Linked DNA regions of Homo sapiens: region 2 is linked to region 1. The links are chromatin loops, found by intact Hi-C in ENCODE. Cell type or tissue: IMR-90. All regions are shown on one strand.

The links. Hi-C counts contacts between places; a loop is a spot of excess contacts. Peaks named below come from ENCODE experiments on the same cell type or tissue, not always from the same donor. Only the 100,000 strongest peaks of a DNase experiment are listed, where the experiment ranks them.
Region 2: a loop joins it to region 1, with 2.3 times the contacts of the local background. A loop is called at or near these places in 3 of 110 quality-filtered maps.

The regions. Positions count from the first base shown.
Region 1 is chr6:43,986,020-43,994,019 of GRCh38, forward strand. LOC124901321 (a long non-coding RNA gene) reads left to right here and starts at 4,808. Exons shown (of 2, transcript XR_007059591.1): 1 at 4,808-4,849. RefSeq lists enhancers at 3,937-4,446, 7,898-8,000. In IMR-90, no CTCF peak of the experiment used is centred here; a DNase peak (open chromatin) is centred at 4,922; H3K27ac peaks cover 1,666 bases; H3K27me3 peaks cover 907 bases.
Region 2 is chr6:43,788,791-43,796,790 of GRCh38, forward strand. No RefSeq gene overlaps it. Among named protein-coding and RNA genes, the nearest start is that of VEGFA, 23 kb to the left of the region's middle. In IMR-90, no CTCF peak of the experiment used is centred here; no DNase peak of the experiment used is centred here.

The DNA of each region.
Region 1 (8,000 bases):
TCAAGGCATATGGCTGAGGTAAGCTCAGCTGAAAGAAGACGGAGAGTCAATTGGCTGCCAGTGACACATCTAGTTGTGCCAGGCATGGGGCTCAGTTCATCCACAAAAAATCTTCCAAGAGGTGAAAGAAACCCCAGGCTTTCCTGATATTCGCTCTGAGAGGTGAAAATAAGTCTATATGAGTCTGAGCAGGGACTCAGCTCACCCTGATCCTGACAGGGCAGAAATGTGTCAGGAACTTGGAGAGGGCTGATGTGGGAGCCCTCAGCCATTAACCCTTCTCCTCTGGCCATTCTCAATGTTGCTTTGACAGTGAGTGCAGGCGGAGGGATAGCTCTCCCTTACTGACTGTGAGCATGCTGAGGAAGGGGCTGTGTGTTCCCCTCAGACTGGGGCTCCCTGAGGATGGGGCCAAGTCTCTCCTCAGACTGGGGTTCCCTAAGGATGGGGCTGCGTCTCCCCTCAGACTGGAGATCCCTGAGGACAGGCCATGTCTCCCTTCTGAGACTGAGGCTCCGTTTGCTCTCAGCCCCTAGGCTCTCCAGCTGTACTCCTGTCTCACGGAACAACCACCCAAGAGAACAGAGTGATAGGGTCTGCTGAGCAGAAGTGCACAGGGCAGGTTGCGGGTACTCCTGAGGAGGGACGTGCTGATAAAGGGTAATCTCCCTGAGCACTTGGCTCAGGATAGCAAAGGCTGCAATCAGAGGGTTCTGTTTCGAGCTTCCAGCCAACTGTCTCTATCAAGTGCCTGCTGTGTGCAAACCCACTGACAGGTACTTTGGGAGGACCAAGAGGACTTATGCATGGTGTTTGAGCTCTTGGGAGAGAGGCTGATGCCTGGTAGGGGATGCACAGACACTCAGGGCTCCTGGGAGAAGAAAGGGAGTGAGTTCCTCAGTCAGGCAGCCTTCTCAAAGGAGACCCTGTTAGGGTCCAGTTTAGGGCAGCGGTCAGTGGCTTTGGAGCTTTGGGCCTGGGGGAGCTCCTGAAGACCCTTTTCCCATCCTGCCACCTCTCCCCCTCCCATGCTTATCTGGCAACCTTGCTCCATGTTTTCCCTGGAACATGTTCTTCCTGCTCCCCTCAGCCCCTACTCAAGGTTAAGCCCTCTCTTTTGCTTCTGCCCAGCAAGTCCAAGGCTGGGTACTAGGGCGCAGGGGAAGGAGCTTGCTCAAGAGCCCGTGGAGGGCCCCTTGGGAGCCACCTCCTGGCTCCTGAGCCTAGGAGTGTCTAGGAGCATCTTACAAGAAGTGTAGATGATGAGGTGTTCTAGAGAAGGAAGGGGGAGCCCAGGAGGAAGCTGTCTCTTCCATCTTCTGCCTCCATGCCCAAATCCTTTAGAGGGAGCAGGTTCTGTAACCCATCCAGCAGTGGGCTCTCACCAAATTGTTCCATTTCCTCTCCCCTCTTAGTAAGGTGAAACCAACTCATTCTCTTCTCAGCCCTGCCCTGGGTTCTGGAGCAATGAGGAACTGGGGATCCTCAGTTGGGGCTCCCCACTCAGCCCAGCAGGGCAGAATGGGCCCTGAGGGGCAATGATGATAGGGAAGGTGAATGTGACCCATCCTCACAGATCCCCAGTCCAAGGGGAGACGCAGCCCCATCCTCAGGGAGCCCCAGTCTGAGGGGAGACACAGACCCATCCTCAGTGAGCCTCAGTCTGAGGGAGACACAGCCCTGTTCTCATGGGGCCCCAGACTGAGGGGAGACTCAGCTCTGCCCCTTCAGGGCTGGTCTGACTTGACCTTCAACGTCTCAATCCCTATTCAGGGAGTGATGACCAAGAGGTCACCTGAGCCACCTCCTGTCTTAAGTCAGGGTCCTTTCACTCACCCCATGAACTGAGGACAGAACAGGCATGGGACAGGAAGGAGGCCTAGAGACCCCTGATCTAACTGGCCACTGCTTGGCAGGCCCCTTTGTTGTCACCTGTGGGTCCCCAGACTCTCCCAACATCCTGCGAAATAGCATTTCTCTCCATTTAGGAGTGACCCCCGGGAATGGCCTTGCCCTGTCCCGTCAACCCCTTCCCTTGCCCCAGACACTGATAGTGGCTGAAAAGCAGGCCCATGGGGTGAGGGAGTAAGGGAATCCTGATAAGCTGACCTTCCTCAGCTCCTGTTTTGGCTGAGGCAGGCTGGTGGGCTGTTTGGTCTGGTGGGCCCATGGTGGAGAGGGTCCCCTGTGAGGTAGGGGGTCGCAGGCTCAAGGTCTCACTGGGTTGAGACAGCCCATACCTTGACAGGAAGGCCAGGCATGAGAGCCCTGCTGAGGTTCCTTCCGCCAGGACATGGCCCCTCTCTGGCCCATCAGGACATCCACCTCACTCCATGGTCACCACCCCAGGAGATAAGGGGCTCCCCTGAGCCTCCCTCACAGCTTCTAGCACCCCACAGGGTCCCTCGGGTCCCCGTCACTCTCCTGTCCAGAAACCTTGCCCCAGCAAGGAAAAGAGGAGAAGGTAAGAGTTGCGTCCCCACAGGAAACTGAGGCACAGAGACTGGCAGAGACCTCCCCAAACCCCATCTGCCCACTCCTCAATGGTAGTGTGGTAGAGTGATAAAAATCTGGGGGACCGATTGGGGGAATTGAACATGAGCTGCATATTAGATATTGCAAACTGTTTTGTTCAATGTAAGAATGGCATGCTGGTTTATATAGAAAATTTGGTTTATTTTTTAGAGATGCATTCTTAAATGAGTAGAGGTGACATGCTATATGTCTATAATTTACTTTTTAATATTTCAGCACAGAAAAGATGAAGCAAATCTGGCAAACAAAATGTTCATTATGCTATTCTGGTAATCGGTACTTGTAGTTTCGTTGTACTGCTCTCTCCATTTGTCTGAATGTTTAAAATTTCTCATTAAAAAAAGACAAATGCTGTTCTAACCTAGGTTTGAATACCAATTCGACTTCTTTGCTGTGTGACCTTAGGCAAGTCACTTAACCTCTCTGGGCCCCATTCTCTTTAAACACCACTGTTGTGATGTTTAAACACAGTAATGGATGGGGTGCACTAGTACAGTGCCTCAGACATAGTAAGTGCTCAGTTAAAAATGGTTGTTTTTTGTAGCCTGGGAAAGTAGCTCATGTCTGTAATCCCAGCACTTTAGGAAGCCAAGGCAGGAGGATCTCTTGAAGCCAGGAGTTTGAGATCAGCCTAGGCAACATAGCAAGACCCCATTTCTACAAAAGATAAAAAATTAAAATAATAGAAAAGGGTCATTATTTGTGAAATGAATGGAAAAGGTGTCTGTGCCTGTGTGTGTGTGTGTGTGTGTGTGTGTGTGTGTGTGTGTGTGTGTTAGAAGGAGTGTCTTCTCAAACTCTCAGCCTCAGTTTCTCAGCCCTCAGGAAGCAGTAGTTAATTACTTGGGTCAACAGCCACACCCTCAGTCCCTACTCCATGTCACGGGCTGTGATGGGTGCTGGCAAAGGGGAAGGATTTGGGGTGCAGGGCCCCTCTTCACAGGACCAGTGGACACTGGTTCCTTAGAAGGAACACTGAAGTTAGTGGAGCCCCTCCTCATTTTGCATCCAGCCTAGGAACAGAGCAACTCCGTCTGGCCACGTGCAGTCGCCAGCTTTGGGGACAGGCAGAGCTGAGGGGCTGCCCCCTCAACACCCCACACAAAGGAGCAGAGCAGTGAAAGCCCCGTCCCGAGGACAAGGGCAGTGGGGCATGTGCCGGTAACGGGAGAAGGCCAGCCCTTTCTTATTTTGGGAGGCAGGAGGCAGCAGGTGGCTGGCTGGTGCTGGGACATGTGAACCCTCCTGTCGGGGGCCATGTGGTCAGCAGCAGGGCAGCCTGGCAGTGCCGGGCTCAGCCTAGGCCCCACATGAGCCCATCAGCCAGACACATTTGTGGCCACAGAGGGAGGGAGATCCAGTTTCTCCACAAGGGCATCCTCTGTAGCACAGCTTGGAAGTGGGGGAAAGGACACCTGGCACCTGCCCCACCCCCATATTCCCCAAGGAAGCTGACTCCAGGGACCTGAGTGTTCGGAGGAGCTCCCAGTCTGAGTGGGGAGATGCAATCTTTATACCCCAGGAGTTTCTAATCCATGAGAGACACAGCCTCTGCCCTGAGGCAGCCCTCAGTCTGAGGGAGAAAACACAGACCTGGCATCAGAGAGCTCCAAATCTGAGTGGAGAGGCCCATTCTGAGGAGGGGGTTGGCCACAGTGAGGGCATGGGGGCTGCAGGGGCTGGAGCACTCCATTAGGGCTGGTGGAAGCCACAATGTTGCAGGTTCCTGCGGGAGCCAAGTTATTTTGGGTGGGCAGGAGGAGCAGGCGACTTTCCAGATTAAAATAGCTTTCCCTGGGTGTCATTCCTGAGACGTGTTCAGATCCCAGCAGCATGCTCGTCACACGGTTATGTTCCTCCTGTCCCTCCCAGTCGGGTGGGCAGGGCCAGGTTGGCAGTCCTGCCCAGGCTGGAGGAGGTAGGAAAGTAGAGATGAGCCTTGCTTCCTAATCAGGGCAGCACGGAAATGTGAATCCAGTCTCCGGGGCCACTGAAAGCTGCCCACCACTTGCCCAACTCCTTCTAAAGGGCCTGCAGTTCTAGGAACAGGACACAGTCTGAGCACTGCACGGTAGCGCTCACCCCCTCTTTCCCCTTCGCCATTCCTGCAGCTCTTGCCTTCTTCCATGGGCCACCAGCTCCAGCTATCTCTGATCCCTGTCCCCCATGAACTCTCTGCCTTTCCTGCCCTCCCCCACCCACCACACAGAGGAATCCAGATGCCTTGCACACGTGACTCCTCTGAGCTGGGCAGAGGACCCTGGCCAGGCCCAGACAACATAAATACATCCTGAGAGTTTACATTGTGTGGGCCGTGAGTACACAGCAGTCGGCCGGCTGCTGCCCCTGTTTACCCCTGTTTATTCCCTGGGGGTTCATGGACAGGGCGCCACCATAGGAGGAGGGTGGAGGGAATCCTTGGGTGGCTGCAGCTGTGTGGATGTCAACGTACTAAGAACCCCAGGAAAGCTTGTAGGCCTCACAGGCCACTCCCTCCTACCACGTCCCAGCTGCCCTCCCTGTTCCAATGAAGATGCCGTGATGCACGTGGGAGTCTGAGTACAGAGTGGCCTCCCTGAGTCTGTGGTTGGGGGGCCCCCTGGCCGTCCTTCCCCTTGGCCCTCAGCCCTGCCCCAGGAACCCAGCTCAAGCTTTCGTGGATTTTCTGAGGTCAGGCCAAGCTGGGCCTGGCTTGGGTTAATCATTATTCATGCTGTCTCTGGAACTTTTCCAGGATGTTTTCATTTTCTGAGCACTTCTGATCTCTCAGCATCTTCCCCACTGGCTCTGAAAAGCAAATTCTGCTGGGATTGTCCATTGTGTGCATGGGAAGGTTGAGGCCCAAAGGGTATGCCGGTCCTGAGTTCCACCATAGCTGTCTGCGGTGCTTGCGTTCAAAATCAGTGAGAAGCCAGCAGAGATGACTGCCTCATAGTGACCCTGCACAGAGATCCACTTTACAGATGAGAAACTGAGGCTCAAAGTGGTTCAGTGACTTGCCCACGGTTACTCAGCTGGTGAAGTCGCCATTCAAACTCAGCTCTGTCTGGCTCTAACTTCCCTGCATGGTCCTTCCCACCCACAGCCCACCTCTTACCCAGAGAGCTCAGATGAGCAGGCAGGGAGACAAGACGGTTTTCCAAAAGCTCCACCCTTCCCTAAGATATTTCTATTGGAAAGCCAGAGTGCATTCATTCCTGTGAATTCTTTCTCATTGGTAGTGTAAACTCCTGTGCCAAAAATTGGTGGGGTCGGGGGCGGCGGGGGCGGGGGGAGAGACTAATAATAATAATAATAAAAATAACAAAAGCTAATGTTTATTGAGCACTTGCTGTATGCATGCTTCTAGTCTAAGTGCTATATAGTAAATACAATATCTCACGGAATCCTCACTACAACTCTGTAAGACATGATATTATTCAGTCCTGTTTACAGCTGAGAAGACTGAGGCACAAAGAGGTATGGTGACTTGTCCAAGGTCAGGTATCAGAGCCACGATTGGAACCCAGAGCCACTGTGCTGTGTGTAGGAGATCTGGGTGATGACTGACTTCGCAGAGTAGTTTAAATAGCATGGTTGTGCACAGAGGCACACACACACAGCAAATAGTGAGGGACAGGTGAAGCTGAGCCACGGTGTCTGGGAGTAACGTGAGTAGTGCAGGGTGGATTAGGGAAGGGTTCCTGGTGGAGATGGGATGTGTGGCAGGGCTTAAAGGATGTGAGAGATATAGACCATGCCCAACAGTGTGGGGGCCTGGGGCAGGATTATCCACAAAGAGTCACCCACGTGACCTGAACATAGTAGGTGTTGAGTAACTGTTATTGGATGATTGGTGATAGCAACATGGTGGTTGTGATGGAAGTAGCAACAGAGGAGGGAGTGGTCTGATGGTGCTGGTGGCAATGGTAGCTATGTCAGTGCTGGAGGAAGTAGCGATGATGGTGTGACAGTGGAGGTGTTAGGTGGTGTTGGTGATGAAGATGGGAATGGAATTAGCAATAAAGGCAAGAACAAAGACACCTTTTACTTTACCAACCTGTACAATCCTTTGCAGCAGACACCAGCCTCACACATTCTTAATCCTCACAGCTACCTTCAGGTGGTATCCTCATTTTACAAACGATGACACTGAACCACAAGCAAGTCAAATCCTGCTTGTGCAAGGTCACAAGGCCAGTAAGTAGCAGAAACCCGATTGGCTCAGGCTCTCTGCCTTCAGGGCCAGTGGCTCTCAGCTTCCTCCCCACTCAGAGGGAGGGCAGTGTCATGATGCCATGGGTGGGTATCAAGGCGAGGGCATTCTGCACTCCCAACACAGCAGGCTCAGCTGTGCTCTGTTTGGAGGAGTGGGGTGGAGCAAGACTGAGTGAGAGCAAATGCAGTTCTAATCCTGGCCCCACCACCCATGTGCTGTGTGACCTTCTCTGGGCAGTGGCCAAGGTAGATGCCAGCTGCCAGGTGACAGCAGGCCTGCCGGGCAGAGCCAGTGGAGCCTGGCAGGAGCCACACACACCAAGGGGATGAAGTCAGGGGTGAGAAATAATCTTGGAGTCAGAGGAAGGCTTGCTCTGGGTGACATTCCTGGAAAGTTCTGCTCTGATTGGCTTGAGATTGGGGCTTCTGCATAGGCCTTTCCAGTCAAGAACAAGTTTATTAATAAACCCTGTGTCTGCCCCCTGCCCTCACCCTGGGGAAAAGGCAGGGCTTCCTGGGGCTCCTGGGGTGGTGAGTTCCATTGAGGGGGGACAGGGATTGAGCCCTTTAATGGGGTGCAAATGCCCTGCAGCTCCCAGATGACATGCTTCTGCCATAGACTCAGGGGCTTAGGAGAAATGCCAACAGGAGTGGGTGGCATGCATGTGAGCACATGGGTGTGCAAGCATGCATGAATGACTGTACGCATAGCGAGGTGTGTACACATGAGTTCCTGAACAAGGTTATCAGGTTATCACGGTAATAATAGACTCCTGGGGGCTCCTGGGTGTATGGGTATATATGGATTGGCCTGTAAGAATGTAAACCTACGCTAGGTGTGGTGGCTCACAGCTGTAATCCCAGCACTTTGGGTGGTCAAAGCAGGAGGATCTCTTGAGTTCAGGAGTTCAAGACCAGCCTGGGCAACATAGTAAGACTCCCTTCTCTACAAAAAAAAAAAAAAAAAATTGTTAAATTAGCCAGGCATGATGACACATGACTGTGTTCTCAGCCACTCAGGAGGCTGAGGCCGGAGGATCACTTGAGTCCAGAAGGTCAAGCCTACAGTGAACTAAGATTGTGCCACTGCACTCCATCCTGGGTGACAGAGTGAGACCCTGTCTCTAAAAAATAAAAATTAAGAGTGTAAACCTGTGTCTCAGCTGCTGGTGAGTGTATTCTTCATGTGCCCTTGTGAGCACCTAGGTGATGTGTGGGCGGCTGTGGGAGGAGGACTGAGTCTGAGGGTTGCCAAGGCCCTCCCAGGC
Region 2 (8,000 bases), 200 kb before region 1:
TACCCAACAGAAATATAGTGTGAGCCACTTATGGAGTTTAAAATTTTCCAGGCACCAGAGTTCGAAAGCTATAAAAAGGTAAAATTAATTTTAATAATTTATTTTAGCTCCAACATATCTAGAATATCACTTCAGGATCTAATCAATGGAAACATTATTAATGAGTTTTTTTTTTTTTTTTTTTTTTTTTTTTTTTTTTTTTGAGATGGAGTCTTGCTCTGTCACCCAGGCTGGAATGCAGTGGTGCAATCTTAGCTCACTGCAAGCTCTGCCTCCTGGGTTCAAGTGATTCTCCTGCCTGAACCTTCCGAGTAGCTGGGACTATGGGCGCACACAAACACGTCTGGCTAATTTTTGTATTTTTAGTAGAAATGGGGGTTTCACCATATTGGTCAGGCTGGTCTTGAACTCCTGACCTAAGATGATCCACCTGCCTCGGCCTCCCAAAGTGCTGGGATTACAGGCATGAGCCACTGCGCCCAGCCTATTAATGAGAAATTGTATACTCTTTTGGTACTAAGTCTTTGCGTCTGTCCAAGGGCAGAAATTGGGTGTAAAGAAAAAATAAATCTTTGAATCTGGTGGGTGTTTTATATTTATCGCATGTCTCAATTAGTTGTAGCCACGTTTCGAGTGCTTAATATACACATGGCTAGTGGCTACCATTTCAGACAGAATAGCTTTAAAATGTACTCCCCCCTTTGTTTGTCTCCCCCAACTAGAATGCAAGCTCCATGAAGGAAGAGATTTTTGTCTGTTTTGTTCAATGTATCTCCAGCTCCTGGAACACAGTACATGCTCAATAAACATTTGTTAAATGACTGACATTGTTGAAACTGAGGCCTGGACCTGAAGGTTTCATCCCAAGACTACGGAGGTGAGTACAGGATTTCTACAGAGGTGCCAGGAGTTGTTGGTGAGGGTTAGCTGGACAGGTGGGGACTTAAGTGGGGATTGTCTAGAAGAAGTGAACTCAAAGTCAGCTGGTAGGGATTACAGCAGAGGCCTCTTTGTCAGTGCCAGTACCGTCTCCTCTTAGCCACCCTGGGGATGGGGCTCATTATTATTGCTTGGCAGATGAGAAGCAGGAGGCTCAGAGAAGGTAAATAACTTGCCCGAATTTACACGCAGCCAGTAAATGGCCAAGCCAGAATTTAAACCAGCTTTTCTGACTCCAAATCTAGTGCTCTTTTTACCACACCACAGCTGCCTCAGGCTAGGGCAGGACATCAACAAATAAAAATGAATCGTCTAGACTCAATACAAACAGGGAAGAAGAAAAGTGGGACAGGGGGAGGATGTAGTGCTGGCCAAACCCAGGGCTGAAATCCAGACTTCCCCAAGTGTGGTAAGGCAAGGCAAGGCAAGCAAGAGATGTCTCCAGGGGCTGGGGCTCGTCAGTGGAAGATCGGAAACCTAAGCATGCAAGAGATTGCAACACACGGCCTTAGATGAGAGAAACAGCCTTGAAACAGACCACGGAGAAAAGAAGGAGAACATGAAAATGCCACCTCCCCCAGTTGTATAAGACCTGCCCAGATACCCCCCTGGAGCCATTCCCAAGGATCTCTCCAGACCTAAGCAAGTCCCAGGGCCTACCCTGCCTTCCCAGATCATCTCCTCTCTGTGGGACTCACACCGCCTGGTCTAGCCACTGTTTCCTCTGGAGCTACCCAGTGCTCCTTCTCCTCTGTCTAGCCTGAGACTCTCCCTTCTCCAAGGAGCTGCCCATCCTGCTCCCGGCCCTGAAAGGCCTTTAGAGAGCCTGCTGGCCCACTCTCCTCCCTCCCACAAGAACTGAAAGGCTGACGGGTGGATCCATACAAAACTTGGTGATTCTGGATCAATTTCGTGTGTTAGGATCATTGTGGTGGCCAGTGTGCAAACATGGCTGTCAACAGTTCTTTCCATCCCTGTGCCCACGTGCTTTGCCCCCCAAGAAGTAGAGTCTATTTTTCCTCTTTTTGAATCTGGGCCGGCTTTATGACTTGCTTTGAATAAAAATGCAACACAAGAGAGATATTCTGGGACTTTCAGGTCTAGGCATTGTAGTGTCAATTTTTGTCCTCTTGTAAGGCAGCTGCCAGGCTATAACTGTCCAAATACTCTACTGGAGAGAGAGACTGTGGAGAGACAGAGAGAGATAGGGGAAGAGAAACAGAGAGATAGAGGAAGAGAGAGACAGAGATGGAGAGAGAGAGAGAGGCTCAGCCAACTCCCAGCTGTTCCAACCACCTGAAGCTGAGGCACCAGACATGTGAGTGAAGTCACTTTGGATTCCCTAGCGCCAGGTGAGCCACTCTAGCCAACAACACATAAAGTAGAGAGAAGCCATCCCTGCCCCAGTTTAGTGAGTTGTAAGCAAATGTATGCACTGTGTTGTTTAAAGCTACTAAGTTTTGGGGTGGTTATTATTCCTCAATAATAACTGAGCCATCTAACAAAACAGTCATTTCCTTGGCATTAGGGTGTTTGTCCCTTCCCATCCATAAGGTTTAACTGGTATTCATGAAGTGGATGGAGGGATGTTCAAGGAAAGAAGGGTGTGTTTATAAGGGAATCAGAGACCAGGCATCTGCCATGGTGGTAAGTTTGGTGAGAAGTCAGGGTAAGGGCTGACCCAGGCAGGACAAAATATTGTCCTAATTTCTAGAGTGAGGAGAGTGACTTGGTTGTACTGGAGTCTTACCAAGAGAAAGTGGGCCTCACCTACAGCATGGGGGATAGAGGATAGAGGATGAGAAGAACTGCCAGAGAGCACAGCATGAGGGATTTGGAGGAAAAGACTGTGGAATCCTTTTCTTCCCTTCTTCCTTCCATCCTCCAGCGTTTATGGAATACCAGCCATATGTACTATGCCCTGGTGCAGGGATGGTCTCTCATTTACTAGGAGGGGCTTTAGCATGAGCCAGCCTAGAGGTGGGGGATGGATGGGCTGACCCTTGGAAGGCTCCATCAGGTTGGCTTCAGAGTTGCTGGGAGAGAGATAATTCAGCTACATCCGCAGGACATTGTCCATTAGGACATGGGACTAGGGGAGGGCAGGGAAGGAATCAGTAAATATTTATAATCTGCCTAGAAAAGGAAAATGCAAGGCAAAGACAGGGCTTGACTGAGCATCTGCTGAGAAGGAACAGAAGGGGTGACGTGGAAGGGGAAGAGCTAGAACCCAGGGAGCAGTGAGTCAGAGGAAAGGGCCCACTAGGCACAGGTGCCTATGGTGCAAGGCTGGGCTTGAGTCTCCCAGGACAAGAGGGGGCCGGGATCTGACAAAGATTTTCAAAGGCTGCGTTTGCCTTTGGGGAGTTAGTCTCTCTATGAGGGAAGTGCAAGTACTGCTCCCAGGGAGCTCCCAGTCTCAAGGAGGATTGACATGGCCCTGGCCCTCAGGATGCTCCCGGTCCTTACAGAGTATCTAATCTGAGGGAGGAGACAGAGCTTCTGCCATCAGACATTTCTTTGGATACTAGTTTCGGGAAGGCACCACCCTGCCACCATTTGGCTGTTGCACTGTTCGGAGTCACCGGATGCTGGTACCCCATCCTTCCCTCCACTCTCGGTGCGCATTCACAATGCTCACAGGGCTTCTCTTGTGTTTGTCATCAGCCATGCGTGGCTCACCAGCCTGGGCCCTGATTTTCTCCACACATCCCCTGACGGTCCCTGGGTCTGGCTCCAAGTGGAGCAGATGCTAGCACATGTCCCTTTCCTGGGCTTCTCCTGTCTCCTCTCCTGGAGAGGCCTGAGAACCCTGTTCATCAGCTCCTCAGACTTCCTGCAGGAAGACTGTTCCCCTACTCCCTGTCTGTAGCTCATCCAGCTGTCCTGGGGCTGGAAGCTTCTGAGGAGGTGATGCCCTGTGAGGCCCGGCCATAGGGACCTCTCTTTGGATGCCTCTGCAGAGCCTAATCTGGGCCGCCCTAAGTCCCATCAAGACTTCTGACAGATCTAGATTGGAATCCTGGGTCTGCCACTGGAGAAATTACTTGCCTGCACCTCAACTTTCTCATCTAAAATGGGCACAGTAACACCTACATGATGGAGTTTGAGGGCCTGAAGTGACATTGACATGTAAAAGTACCTCATGAAGTGACTGGTACATAGGATGTCCTAAAAAAAAAAGTCATTATCATCTTGTTGTTATTCTAGTCTCCATGCCAATGCTTTTTCCTCTCTGAGTGCCCCCTTTAGTACATTTTGGTTGTTTGTGGGGCTTTTTTCCCACTTTTTAAAAAAACCTGAAATGGTCTGGCTGGATTTTATAACCATTTTTGCAAGCATGCATCCTTACTCTCCTGCTGAGGAGTGAGGCACGCCAGGGCAGGTTCAGCCCTGGAGCCCAGCAGTGAGAGAAAGGGATTGGACTGAAGGGAAAAGAGGGTGTGGAGAGCCCTTCCTGGTAGGGATGATGCCCTGTGGCTTTGAACCCAGGACCAGGTACAAGGTGGGCTTGCATGAGTATTTGTAGAATTAATGAACAAATGAACAGGAGCAGAATGCATGGCCAATCTTCTCTTAGGTCCCCCAAACACACTGGGAACCTCCAGTCTGATGGAGGAGGCCGGATGTCCACCCTTATACACACAGCTGTGCTCTGGGCAAGAAATGCTGAGGCTGGGCAGGGCTGCTTGGGCCAGGCTGCAGTGGACGGATGCCCCCAGGGCTGTCTTCAGAAGCTCCCTCAAGGTGGAAACCTGTCTGTTCCAGGATGTTTAGGTGAAATGATTTGTGGTATAGGTATGGAAGGGCCTCTGGGACCCAGGCAGGGGAGAAGCCCTTCCCTGGGACTTTGGAGAGCTGGGAGCTGCCATCTCCTGGGGAGGCCACAAGAGGATGTCTTCTGGGGAAATATTCAGGGAGGGTGTTTGCTTTTGGCTCCCAAAGGCATCTCCACCCCCACCCCAGGTCTCCCCTACTTCACTCCCCAGGGTTCCCTCCCAGCTGCTCTCCTGGCCAGCCTGAGATAGAGAGAGGATGGCAGGGCTTGCTGGGCCCCTGAGGCTGGGACTGGTGGGGAAGGTCTGGCCCCAGCAGATGCCCTCCTGAGGCGTCCTCGCTTCTGGAGCGAGACTCCTACTATAGATCTTCTTTCACACGGGTACATCCACACGGGCTCGCACACACACAAGTGTGACAGGGGTCACTATTGCCAGTCACGGGGCAGCCGCCTGGTTGGGTAAGGGTTCCTAGGGGCTGGGTGAGGCCCAGCTGGGGGAGCCAGCATCTCGGGACGAGCCCCCATGGGGCTGGGGGTTGGGGGCTGACCTGGCTGCGGTCCCATGACCCAGAGCTGCCCTCTGGGAACTGCTGACTGTTCAGCAATAAACACCTCATGGCTATTAATAGTCTTCTGTGTGGCAGCCCAGAATTGATAACACTGGGTCACTTCTGGCCTGGCCCAGCCTGACTGCCTGGGTTCAAATCCTGGCTGCAATTTCTGAGCCCCGAGGTCCAAAACCCAAACCCCAAACACAGCCCCAGCTCCGACAGCTTCTCAGCTATGTTTAGGACAATTACCTTTCTGCATCTCACTTGCCATCTCTGAAACAGGCACCATGATATCTATTTCACAGTGTTTCGTGTACATATGATCATGTCATCCTCCCCACACCAGACATTGGCAGTAGTGTCCCCATACTAGAGCTGAGAGTGCTGGTGCTCAGGGAAATGCAGATGGTTATAGGAGGATGACTGGCATGCAATAAGGGCCCGATAAAGGTTAGCTATTGTCGTCGTGATTTGGCACAAGGATGTAGGAAGAGAGGATTTGAAATCGGACAGAGCTGAGCTCTACTTTTGACATCAGTAGAGTTTTCTAGCTCTGTGACCTTGGGCAAGTTGCTGGATCTCTCTGGGGCTCATTGTCTTGCTCTGTAAAATGGACATGGCAACACCTACCTCCCAGGTGTTGATGTGGATTATATTAGACAATGAACACACAGTGATTGCCACTTAAAAGGGAAGGAGGGAAGAAGAGACCTGGAGTGAGGGGAAGAGTTCAGCTGGATGCTGGTAAAACCCACCCCCAGTCCCCTCTTAAGGGGCTCAATAAATATGGTACTTGTAGAATGAATGAATAAATGAACATTAGTCACCTCACCCTGTCAGGGTCCCCAAGAGCAGGGACAAATTCTCTCTGATTAGCCCGTGTGCTCCCTGATGGTGAGGGTATGACCTTGGGCCTTCTCCCTTGGGGAGAAAGGGATCTACGGATCCCTTTAGATGAACCATCTAAAATGCCGAGCCTTTTTGGGGATGGTTCATTCTCTTGGTGTGGCAACAGCCAGTGCAGAAACCCACAAGGAAAAATGGAAACAACTTTTCCTTTCCTTCTCGTAATGAGGTGCAGGCAGGGCACAGGGCCCTAAGCCCTGGGCACAGAGTCTCAGGCCTACAATTAATCCCTTCCCAGGATGTGGCCCCAGGCTCGGCTCCTGGCTGCATCCCCAGCATTGCTCTGTGCCCCACTCCCCAAGTCCTAGTGCTTACCCCCCATTCTGGGGACTGGGGAAGGGTACATTTTGCTGGCAAAGATTATGGGAGCCCAGGGAATGCCTTCTTGTTGAGGCCAGCGGGGCTCATCCCCTTTCCTTGTGACTGTGGTGACCCCAGCCACACCCTTGACACTGCCTAAGTCTCTGGCAGCCATAGTAAAAACCCAAATGGTGGTGCTGGTGGTGGGTGGAGGGCACGCAGTGGGGAAAGGGGGCAGAAGAGACATGGGGGTGAGGGGAAGGGCTCAGCTCGATGCTGGTAAAACCCTCCTCCAGGCCCCATGACTTCGGAGAAACTGCCTCTCTCCCACCCCGGCCCCCAGATGCCAGTGGTGTGCCGGCCGTTGGCGTTTGCTTCACAGGAAGTGTCCCTGGAGTCTTGCTTATCTTGAATGGGTGGCTGCTGGGAGGGGGCAAAGGAAGCCATTTCTTCCCTCGCCCACCATTACATGTCCACTCCAAAGGCTATCTCTTGCATCCCAGACCATCCTCTCTCCCTCTCTGAAGGTGGGAAGGAGGTATCCATGATCTGAGGACTACCTTCTAGGGGATGGGGGGTCCCAGAGCCCCTCATCTCTGTCTCACCCTCACCCTGGGTCAATACCAGGTACCTGGACATGAAGCTCTTCCTCAGTTTCTCCTGCTGTCTGTTAGTCCTGCATGGGCCTCAGGCCTCTCTGGTCAGCTGGCCTTCTGGGTCTGAGGAGGGAAGATCCTAGAAGTAAGTTGTCAGATGCAGCAAATAAAAACACGAGGTGCCCCATTAAATTTTCATTGTTTGTGTGAAATTCAAATTTAACTGGGCATCCCGTACTTTGTCTGGCAACCCTGCCTGGATGGAGTGGCTGGACCTCCCTCTTGCGAGTTCTCAGTTGCTTTGCTGCTCCCCTTCCTCCTCCCCAGCCTTCTCACTGCTTTGCTGCTGAGGTATCCAGTGTAGACATTGTGTGTGGGCCCTCGTTCTGGATTTGTCCTCACTTTCTGCCTGCAGCAGAGATCTGAAACAAATTAGGAGCTCTCTGAGGGCACAGGCAGTGTCTCCCCCATCAGACTGGGAGCCTCCTTTGGATTGAGTCCATGTGACCTTGTAGCCAGGCCACTCCCCTTTCTCCTTTTCATCGTGCTCTGGAGGACCTGGCGCTGACCCTCAAGGCTGACCTTTTCCACAGGCTTAGCATAGCCTTCACTGCTGCTACCTGCAGAAGCTCTGAGAGAGCCTCAGTAAACATCCGTCTCCTCCTCCCTGATGACCTGCCGGTGGGAATTCTCTTCCCCAGTCCTCATTCTGCAGGCAGCTATCTCCGAGTCCCTCAGGCTCTGGAAACTTCCAGTGGAAACAATTCTCTGGGAGCCAAGACCCCAGAGCTCTGGCTGGGGCTCTGTCACCAACCAGCCCTGTGACCTCAGGCAGCTCTTGGTTGTTCTCTGGGCCTCAGTGTCCCTACCTGTACAATGGCACTATATCTAGCTTGCTGACCTTGGGGTAGGGTTTCCAAAATGCACATT